Linked DNA regions of Homo sapiens: region 1 is linked to region 2. A link is an interaction called in ENCODE POLR2A ChIA-PET data of the cell type or tissue named here. Cell type or tissue: PC-9. All regions are shown on one strand. Links, peaks and the distances in the headings refer to the core of each region. The heading gives the core; the rest is flanking DNA. Region 1 has its middle 6.2 kb from the start of HIPK2. Region 2 overlaps HIPK2 (homeodomain interacting protein kinase 2).

What was found. Peaks named below come from ENCODE experiments on the same cell type or tissue, not always from the same donor. Only the 100,000 strongest peaks of a DNase experiment are listed, where the experiment ranks them.
Region 1: POLR2A ChIA-PET joins it to region 2 with 13 read pairs; 11 of 35 experiments call an interaction of 5 or more read pairs at or near these places.

Annotation. Positions count from the first base shown.
Region 1 is chr7:139,781,547-139,786,921 of GRCh38, reverse strand. It overlaps a transcript of TBXAS1 not described here. Among named protein-coding and RNA genes, the nearest start is that of HIPK2, 6.2 kb to the right of the region's middle. In PC-9, for the core only: no CTCF peak of the experiment used is centred there; a DNase peak (open chromatin) is centred at 3,031.
Region 2 is chr7:139,634,692-139,640,066 of GRCh38, reverse strand. The region is part of intron 2 of HIPK2 (homeodomain interacting protein kinase 2); the gene reads left to right. Among named protein-coding and RNA genes, the nearest start is that of CLEC2L, 110 kb to the right of the region's middle. In PC-9, for the core only: no CTCF peak of the experiment used is centred there; no DNase peak of the experiment used is centred there.

The sequences.
Region 1 (5,375 bases), core at 254-5,253, 150 kb before region 2:
GACATCACTCTAATTGATCCCACCTAAAGCATCCCATCCTACTAGGATATGGCTGAAAAGAGGGAAAGGAAATGGACCACCTCTTCCCATGGAACACACCTTTATGAGAAAGGAGACACTTTCTCAGAAGTCTCCAAGTTTTACCTTTTATCTCATTGGGCCACATGACCACCACTGGAAACATGACTGATTTGCTGCAACTGACTTAAACCAATCATAATTTACTTTCTTGGGCAGGTACAGTACTGCCTAAATAAAATCAGAGTTCTACAACTGAGGAAGAAGGCACCAGAGATAGGCAGCAGGCAACCACGTGTGTCTTCCACATAGAGTGAAAAGCTTCAGGATTATATGAAAAAATAAAATAAAAAGAAAGAAAGAAAAAAGAACCCTAGGCTTAAAAAATAAAATTAAGCCTTGAAGTTGTTGGAAGTAAAAGGTCTATCTGTGAAACTTTTCACTAAAATAAAAACAGGTAATCCCAAAACTAAATTCTTCCTTGCATTCTATCACTTAATTATTATATTCCCAGAACGGTTCAAAGCTGTCTAGAAGTATACCCTTTCTCATGGATTCAGTACAGATTTATTAAGTGTCTCCTTCATACCTGACACTACGGTGTTTTGTTGCCTTGTATAGTTTATCTTCCCCTTCCTTCACATGAATAATTTCTACTGATGAGGCAGACATTATTATCTCACTCTATAGATGAGAAAACTGAGGTGCAGAGAAATGAAATCATTTCCCTTATCATCATCCAGTTAAAAGTGATGGACCTAATGTTCCTGATGGTCAGTCCCTCTTTCATTGCTCCCATAGAGGGAAAGGCGAGACATTAAAAAAACAAAAAACAAACAAACAAAAAAAAAACCCTCTAATACTAGATAGGAAAAAATGAATGCAGCAGAAACAGACCTAAAATATGCTTTGGGGAGAATAAAGGATAAATGACCTCTGGGGATGTGGGCTGGGGAATAGGAAAGGCTTCATGAAGGAAATAGCATGTGAACTGGGTCTTAAAGGATGGGGAAGACGTGGAGTTCAGGACACTCTGGGCAGAGGCTGGCATGTACAAAGACAAAGCTGTGCAGCTATTGCTTAGGATGCACGAGATGCAAGAGTGGGAGATGAGATTGGGAAGGGGATTTTGGGCAGATCATGATGGGATTTAGGTGTCAGGTTAAGGTGATGAAGGTTGTTGTGCAGTAATATGGTGACTCCGAACATCTCTGAGCAATGGTATGCAGTGCGCAGGAAGCCAATGTTGTCAACAATCAGTTATGTGAATTAAAGACGAGGGAGAGACTGGAGTCAGGGACATCTGTTAAAAAAATAGCGCAGCAGTCCAAGGAGGAGGTAGGGATAGGCTCAATCAGGTACTGGCAGTAGAAAGGAAGAGGAATGGAAGAATGTGAAAAGCTATCACACAAAAAACAACAACAACAACAACAACGAAACAATGGGTCCTGGCAGTTGACCTGCAATGGCTGGAGCTGAAGGACTAGGAGGTGGTTATTGTTTACCAGAAGGAGGTTTGGGAGGAGATGAGTTCCATTTGGTAGCAGTGTCTGGAAAGCAGGTGGAAATGTGGGACAAGAGCTAATGAGACTATGTCAATTCAAATACCAGCCTCAGAGATCTAGAGATCAGCTTGCCAAGAGAACAAGCAGAAAGGGAACAGAAGAGAGCTTAGGTCCAGTCCATCAAGAAACAGGGTGAAGGGAGAAGGACACGGCCCCTAAATGATCAGGTCTCTCTCTTCTTAGTTCCCTCCTTTAGCCTCTTAGCCTCTCTCTCCACACCTGTAGTTATGGAACTGCTTTGTGTAAATGTATCCCCTAGGGAGTAAATTCAAAATGCAGATTTCCAGGTGCCACCCCCAGAGATTCCTGAGTCAGTGGGTTTGGGGTTCTGCCTGAGGAGTCTGCATCCTTAGAAAGCCCCTTCGATGCAGGCAGCCCAAGGACCACACTTTGAGAAATGCTGCCATGTAACCTCTCCCTGTGTGATCTCACCTCCTATGGATCAGCCACGCATTATACACTTACTGATGACTCAAAACAATCTCTATCTCCTATTAAAAACCCTTGGCTGAGCTCCAGTCCTGTACACCCACCTGGCAACTGAGCATCCCTATCTGAATATCTCATAGGTACTTTAGACTCAACATGTTCAAAATTGAATTCATTTTTCCCCACATCTGGTGCATTCAGAATAAAGTATAAGTTCTTCAGCTTGGCATACAATCTCCAGCGTCATTCCTGACCACTGTCTCGGCCTTGCTTTGCATGTTTAGCAATATTATAATTTCTTACATATCCTAGACATTCATATCTTTCTATCCTATTTGCTGTCACCTGCCAGAACTCGCAGTGCCAGGCACAGACGTGCCACCTCCCCTGCCCCAAACACACTCCTTGCCATTTGTCCCTCTGTACTATCTTTTGACCATGTGCATCCTTTTTACTGCTGCACTCATTATATTGTATCATGCTCCTTGCTTGGTGGTTTTTCTTTGAACTTGAGCTCCTTGAAAGCCAGGGCTATGGCTTATTCCCTTTTATACTCCCAGGTCCTGCTACAGAATCTAGCACATAGTAAGCTGTAGCTGAACATTTGATGAATTGATTTTCTCAGGAAAAAAAGAAAGGAAGAAAGAAAGGAAGGAAGGAAGGAAGGAAGAGAGAGAGAGAGAGAAAGAATGAAAGAAAGAACAAACGAAAGAAGGAAAGAAAGAAAGAGAAAGAAGGGAGGGAGGGAGGGAAGGGGGAAGGCAGGCAGGCAGGCAGGCAGGAAGGCAGGAAGGCAGGCTAGGAGTATTGAAAACAAAAACAAAAACAAAAACCTAAACAAGCATGTGAAAGGAGGAAGGACTAGGAATTTTGGGAAAAAATACAAAAAAAAAAAAAACAAAAAAAACTAAACAAGCATGCATGTGAAGGATGTGAAGGGAGGGGAGTGATTCAAGAAGAGTGAGGTGATTAACAGTGTCTAACTAACTCATGTTTGCTTAGAGATCAAGCAGGGGAGGGGCTAAGAAAGGGCATGCGATTTGCAATCTAAGAAGCCACTGGCAACCTCAGAGCAAAGAGTCAGTCCTAACTGCCCTCTGCCGTGACAGTCAAGCCCCTCCAGGGGTTGCCAGATAGGAGCAAGCTCTTTCATGTCAGTGGGAGGAAACCTTACAATTGAAACTTCACACTGTACAGAAATGCACAGGTCCACTGATTCATGGCTGAGGTAGGCTTAACAGGACCTGCAGGCTTTTAAAAGAGCTCTCCTCAGTCTACCTTTATTTCTGCCTCCACCCCAAGCTTCTTTCTGCACCATTTCTACCTAGTCTGTCCAAGTTCAGCCTGGACTGCAGGTCAGGAAAACCAAGCTATTACCTACCTCCCATAATCACAGAAATTTCTCTGCAGGGTTGGGTTGCTTCTCTGAACTGCTTCTCATGTGCAAATCCATCCTAATCTGCCATTCCCGCAACCTCCAACAAAATCGCCCTACCTTCTGTGCATCTACATTACAGCTTCTTTTCATTCATAGGCTGATTGCATTTTTTTTTTTTTTGCCATATTTCCTTTCTGCTCAATGCTCTTATGGCATCGCTTTGCTTTTCCTGCACCCCTGTTCAGGTGTCTGATCATTTTTCTTCTAGGAGCAAAAGCAGAAAAATGAATGATGTTTCCCTATTCCCCTGATTTTGCCAGTGTAATTTCTCCAAGACTGCCATTTCCACAATCAGATTCCCTTCACCCTGCCAAGCCTCGCTCTCCCCTTTGCCCTTAAAGCCACAGCTCTATTGTTCCTCATTTGAATGAAATGTCTACTCTTTTAAATTCTCTGTGAGTGTAATGTCTTGTTACTGAAGCTTTCAGTTAAAGAGTTTTGTTATTAAATACTACTCTGTTACAAACTGTATCATTGAAACCGATCAAAGGTTTAAAGCAGAAAGACAAGGTAATTTCTTAAGAATAATCCAAACAAAAATAGGTCTCTATTATGACTTGTTAAGAAACAGAATTAAAATAAAGGGAGAGGAAGAAGAAATAAAGAATGTGTGGAAAAGATAGAAAGATACAGAGAAAAAGAAAATTAGACACACAGTCAGAAAGAGAGGAAAATAGAGATACAGCAAGAGACCAAAAGAGAGGTGTGATATCAAAAGACAGAACTTGAGATAGTGACCTACCTCCCTCAGGCACATCCTCCAGAGATAAACCACAGGCACAGGCTCACACATGGAAAATAAAGAGCTGTCAGGAAAATAAGAGCAACACACACCAAGTGAGAATAAGATACAAGCCACACAGACATCATGCTAAGAATACCCTGAGAGTAAGAGAGACATACACACCTAAATGCATACACCAAAAAGAGGGTTATCTCTATCCTGTGGCCTTGAAGATATTGTGATGTTGTGCAGTTTCACAACTATAGGCATACATGAAAAAAAAAAGACCCTTTGTTCCATGTCCTGTAAGCAAAATGAACTTGAAATGAGGTCAAAGCTCCCCCATGTTCACTCTACCAACTCCTGAGAAAGATATGACTTGCACCATTTTGTAGAAAGGCAAATTAAGGAGAGGTAACTGGTATAAATGGTTACTAAATCCTTTCCAGTTTTCTTGCCTTTATTATTGTTCTTCAATGCACCCTGAAGTTAAATGGTATTTTGGCAACCTAGAGTTCCATGTACTGTTAAAAAAAAAAAAAAGTGATTTTTTTAAATGATTGATTAAACTCCTTAGAACACTGACTGCTAATGTGCTTATTAAATAAATAAAATACAATGCACACTATCTCTAGCCAAATGGGACAGCTCCCAGACCCCTCTCATTGTCTCAGGCCCATGACTGGTAAGGCCCTCTCTGCTTGGAGCAATCTCTGGTGCTCTTTTCTGGTACCTCCTTAGCCCTCCCCATCCTTCTACTATCTCCACCCATAAAACAGGACACATATTCAGGTAGAATTTAAGAAACCTGTATTTCCCTCCAAACTAGTTTCACCAAAGTCACTAATGCAACTCTTGTTGCTAAATCCAATTGATGCCTTTCTGCCTTTTTTTTTTTTTTTTTTTTTTTGAGATGGAATTTAGCTCTTGTTGCCTAGGCTAGAGTGCAATGGCACTAGAACTCGGCTCACTGCAACCTCTGCCTCCTGGGTTCAAGCGATTATCCTATCTCAGCCTCCCAAGTAGCTGGGATTACAGGTGCCCACCGCCACGTCTGGCTAATTTTTTTTGTGTTTTTAGTAGAGATGGAGTTTCATCATGTTGGCCAGGCTGGTCTCAAACTCTTGACCTCAGGTGATCTGCCTGCCTCAGCCTCCCAAAGTGCTGGGATTACAGGCGTGAGCCACAGCACCCAGCTGCT
Region 2 (5,375 bases), core at 107-5,106:
CTGTAGCAGTGAAGGTGAGGAAGAGCAAATGAGAGATCAGTTATGACAGAACCTGGAAATGCTCACTCACAGTATTCAGGAACCAGCAGCCCTACCTGCCTGAAACCGAACCGAGAACAGGAACAGCCCCTGTGGAAGCAACCGACATGTGATGATCAACCCAAAAAACCATGTAAACTCTGAAACAGAAAGGCCAAGCTGTCTGCCTCTCACATAGGAGGTACTGACAAGGTGGCATTGCCAGCTCCAGGGAAAACTGGCAACTGCTGAGGGTGTGCACTTGACATAGACTCATTCCTTCTACAAATGTGTATGGAGCACCTACATGCCCAGGCTGCGTGCTAGGCGCTGGAGATACAGCAGTGACATGGGGGTTGGGGGACTTGCGCTGCTCTGTGTGTGGTAGCCACCCCTGCCTGGCCACTTACTAAGGCTCAGCTCAGACTCCTCCTGGGAAGCCCATCCTGCTTTCTCTCTCCTCCTCCAATTTCCCCCATCTTTGTGTACTATGTACACACTTCACACATTGTATGTCAGATGTCGCTATGCTGCTACCTTGGCTAGACGGTGAACTCCTGGAAGAGCTGCAGGGTCTGGTTTACTTTTTGATCTTTAGCACCCAGCACAGTACCTGGCACAGAGGAAACACTTAGTAAATGGTGGTTGAATATTCTAATAAGTGAGTGAGGACAGCTTGAAACAAATTCTGGCTCAGAATGACTGTCAGAATGAGCTTCCCTGAAGATTAAGCATGCTTTAGCAACCATCCAACATGCTTCAGGTGGGCTGGATGAAAAGAAACATTTTAGACTTGACTTTGAACTTCTAGGACCTCAGAGCCTTATAGACTAGCAGAGCAGGGGGACAAGGCCTCTGCAAGATCAGATCCCAGCAAAATGGTCTGAAGTCCCCAAAGATTCCTGGGGGCCAAATGGGGAACTACCTCCCTTACCTGAGGGTTTATGGGCTGGGTGTTGAGCAGCTGTTTACGAAGCAGCTTCTGTGTGCCAGGCTGAGGATCAAGGACAAGTGAGATGCAGACCCTGCCCTCCAGGAGGTATAGTAGAGGCAGATATGCAAACGTATTTGTGTGTCAAAAATGACAATTATTGGCTGGGCGTGGTGGCTCACGCCTGTAATCCAGCACTTTGGGAGGCCGAGGCGGGCGGATCACGAGGTCAGGAGATCGAGACCATCCTAGCTAACATGGTGAAACCGCGTCTTTACTAAAAATACGAAAAATTAGCCGGGCATGGTGGTGGGCGCCTGTAGTCCCAACTACTCAGGAGGCTGAGGCAGGAGAATGGCGTGAACCCGGGAGGTGGAGCTGGCAGTGAGCCAAGATCGCGCCACTGCACTCCAGCCTGGGCAACAGAGTGAGACTCTGTCTCAAAAAAAAAAAAAAAAAAAGACAATTATTTACTCTCTTTCTCCAGAACAAGAATGTTTAGTGGCTTGCTTTGGGAATGTTGGAAAGGAATGAGTCCTCTTTCTTAGGTGCAGATTTTGTCTGACACTTCATATATATGTTTAAAGTATTTCTGATGTCCCAAAATAGCGATGAGGAAATTCTTTAAGATGGTTCTGTGGGGCCAGTGGGTGCTCAGTTAGTATTTATTGGACCAATCTGGTCTGAGTATGTCATTGATCTTTGTATGCTTGTCACCTGGTAGAGCCAGCACAGAGACAGTGGGCAGTGTCTGTTTGAATAAGGAAGAATGGAAGCGGGCAGGGAGGGGAGCAGGCTGTATCTGAAACATGTCTCATGAGTGCAGAGAAAAGGCTGCACCCTTAGGGGTGGGAGAGGGATCCAGAGTGGATTGGAAAAGGTTAAAACCAAAGGCAAGAGAGCAGCAGGTGGCTGTAGTGAGGCCCAGATGGAAGAGCATGTGATTTCGCATGCTGCAGTGGGACTGCGCAGGATAAAGTCTTCAACATAAGAGCTAAGGTGGAGGCTCTAGAGGGCGTAATGACAATGGCCATAAAATAAGAGGTTTGGGCTAAATCCCTGAGGTCCCAAGTCCTAACCCTGCATGAGCCAGGTGCCACTTCTAGCCCTCCTGTTCCTCCTCCCTGTCATTTTTGCTGTAATTCTTTTGTTGGCCACCTGCAAGTAGGTGTCCTTGGCACTCCTGCTGTCTGCCCTGCTGTGGTGAGTGTGAGCCGGGTTGCTCGTGCCCCTCTCTGAGCCTCAGCTTCTGCTCCTCCTTGGGCTAAATCCTGCCCCCTCATGCCCAAACCTTGATTGCTGCATAATGATTCAGCCCTTCTACTCTCTTTTATCTGCACTGCCTTAGAGCTTTGTCTTAATCCATATTTTAACACTTTCTTATATTTAATAAAGGTTTATTTGATCAACAAATGCTTAATGAGTGGCTACCGAATGCCTGCGCTGCCCTCATAGACTTGGTCAGGGAAGACAGACAGTGAGCAGGTTAAGAAAGTGCTGTGAAGTGGCATTTATGGCACCCTATATGAAGACTAACTGGTGTCAAGGGAGGCCTGTCTGTAGCGTGACAGCTGAGCTAAGATTTGAGGGATGAGAAGGAGGCAGCCATGTGACAGCCAGCAGGGAGAGCATTTAAGGCAGAAGCAACAGCATCCCACGAAGACTCTGGCTCCAAAGGAGCTCCAGGTACTCTTGCAAATGGAAAGGAAACCAACGGGCCTGCAACGTATTAAGCTAGGAGAGTGGTTGGCAGTGATGGTGGAGAGGTGGGCAGGGTCCCAATCGTGGAGGCCCCATGGCCATGGAGGGGTCTAGATTTCATTCCAAGTCCAGTGGGGAGCCCCTGAAGGCTTACGGCAAGGGGGTGGGGTGCCATCTGTTCCCTGTGGCTGCCATGGAGGAAGTGGGCACAAGGAAGGGAGAGACAAGTGGAAAGGCTGCAGTGGAAGCTCCAGGTGACGCAGGGGTGACCAGCGCCACTGCTGCGGCAGGGGGGATGGAGAATCAGGGGCTGACTTGAGACTTTGGAGCTGGCCATGTTAGTGGATAGATGGTGGGGATGAAGAAATCAAACATCTTTCCTGGATTTCTGCCTAAGCAGCTGGAGGGTGGTGGTTCCCTTTCATAAAATGAGGAGGACAGTGGAAGGAATATGTTTAGAGAGGGGGATCAGAGAATAGTTCCCTTCTAGACGTGTGGAATTGGAGATGACTATGAGACATTCCAGAGGCAATACCAGGCTTCCAGAATGCAAATCTAGAGCCAGAAGGAGAATTCCAAGATGGAGACAAACCTGGGAATACAAATGGAATTTAAACCTATGGAGCGAGTAAGATGACTGTCAGTTTCCTAGGGCTGCTGAAATAGGTACCACAAAATATCTGGCTTAAAACAAAAGACATCCAAAATCAAGGTGTCAACAGGGCCATGCTCCCTCTGAAGGCTCCAGGGGTAGAGCCTTCCTTGTCTCTTCCTGCCTCGGGTGGCTCCAGGTGTTCCTTGGCTTGTGGCAGCATCACTCCAATCTCTTCCTCCCTTTTCACATGACCATCTTGCTGCTGTGTCAGTATCTATGTCCAGATTTCCCTCTGATATGGATGCAAGTCACATTGGATTAGGGCCCACCTACTCCAGTGTGACCTCATCTTAGCTAATTATATCTGCAGCAACTCCATTCCTAAATAAAGTCACATGCCAAGGTGCCAGGAATTAGGAGTTCAACATAACTTTTAGGGGGACACAATTCAACCCATAACAATTATCTAGGGCTGGGTGGAAGGAGAGAAGACGGTGGGCTTAGGACTTGGCCAACACACAGCAGTTGGATAGAAGAGGGCGAGCCTACAAAGGAAATGGGCAAGCCACAAGCAGAGAGGCGGGACAGATATGGGGAGCAAGCGATGTCATGAAAACCAAGAATAAGTGTTTCAGGGCAGGAAGGAATGATCACCCGCGTGAAAAAAATGTGGCTCCCAGGTCACAGAGCTAAGAAGTTGATCAACAGATGTGACAGCGTGGAGATCACTGCTGATCTCAACAAGTGCAGCGCGTCAGTGACGCAGAGTGTCCAACTCCAATTAGAGGAAGCTGAGCAAATGCTGTGAGGTGAAGAGGTGGGAACCACAGGGGGAGATGACTCTCTCCAGAGAGTGGGCCTTGAAGGGGAGCTGAGAACTAGGGCAGCAGCTGCTGGGAGACGAAGGGATTAGGAAAGGTTTGTGTTTGGGGCTTTTGTTTTGTTTTTTGTGTTCTGTTTTGTTCTTGTGTTCTGCTTTGTTTTCTAACGTGGGAGCCGCTAGAGCATGTGGTGTGCTGTGTCGGCTCGATTTTTATGTCTGTGTCTTTCTGTGACACACGTTTTGTATTCGACTCGAGTTGTCCTGTGTGCTTTGATGTGGCTTTCGCAGCATCAGAGGCCTTCGCAGACAGTACTGTCTCCCAGCCACCTAGCCAGATGCCTGGGCATTTGTTCTTTACGGTCGCAGCAGGAACATTCTGCGGCACGTATCATGGTACCGTGAATGGCTGCCATTTCATTTTCTTGGTGGACTACAAGCAATTTTCCCAGGCCCCGTTCATGTCACGTCAGTCGTCAAAATCTATGTCTGGTGTTTCCTGCTAAAGAACATCACTAAAGTGCCTTTGTGTGGCCATTTTAGTTGTTGCAGTCTGCCTTGTTCATCACTGGGGAATGGAAACTGGAAAACGAGGTTTCCGTGGGTTAGGAACAGCCTTCCGGGCCATGAGAACCACGTAACTAACCTGATAGGAAGGGCAGGCCCATAGTCAAGTTCAGAGAAGTCCCCTGGGGCCAGACCGGCCTTCCTAAGACTTACTTGAGTGTCAAACATCCAAACCTACAGACTGGAGCGTCAGACTTCCAAACGTCAGGCTGCAAGAGGGCAGGGGCCAGCCAAGAGGCCAGGTGACAAGAATCGGGGGACAGAGGTGAGAATGTGCTTGATCCTTGAGCCAGCAGTCCAGGCCAAAACTCTCCTCCCATGAAGAGGCCTAGATCCACGTGAGAGGAGGCAGGAGGCCACCCCTGACTCTAGAACAGGGAGGGCAGAGAGAAAAGCAGGTTCTGACACCATAATACTTTTTTTGGTAGTGTTCTTTTCAGATATTCCCTTCTTTTCTGGCCAGGTATGGTGGCTCCTGCCTGTAATCCCAGCACTTTGGGAGGCTGAGGCAGGTGGATCACTTGAGATCAGGAGCTTGAGACCAGCCTGGCCAACATGGTGAAAACCCGCCTCTGCTAAAAATACAAAAATTAGCCAGACCTGGTGGTAGGTGCCTGTAATCCCAGCTACCTGGAAGGCTGAGGCACGAGAATCGCTTGAACCCAGGAGGTGGAGGTTGCAGTGAGCCAAGATCATGCCACTGCACTCCAGGCTGGGCAACAGAGCAAGACTCTGTCTCAAAA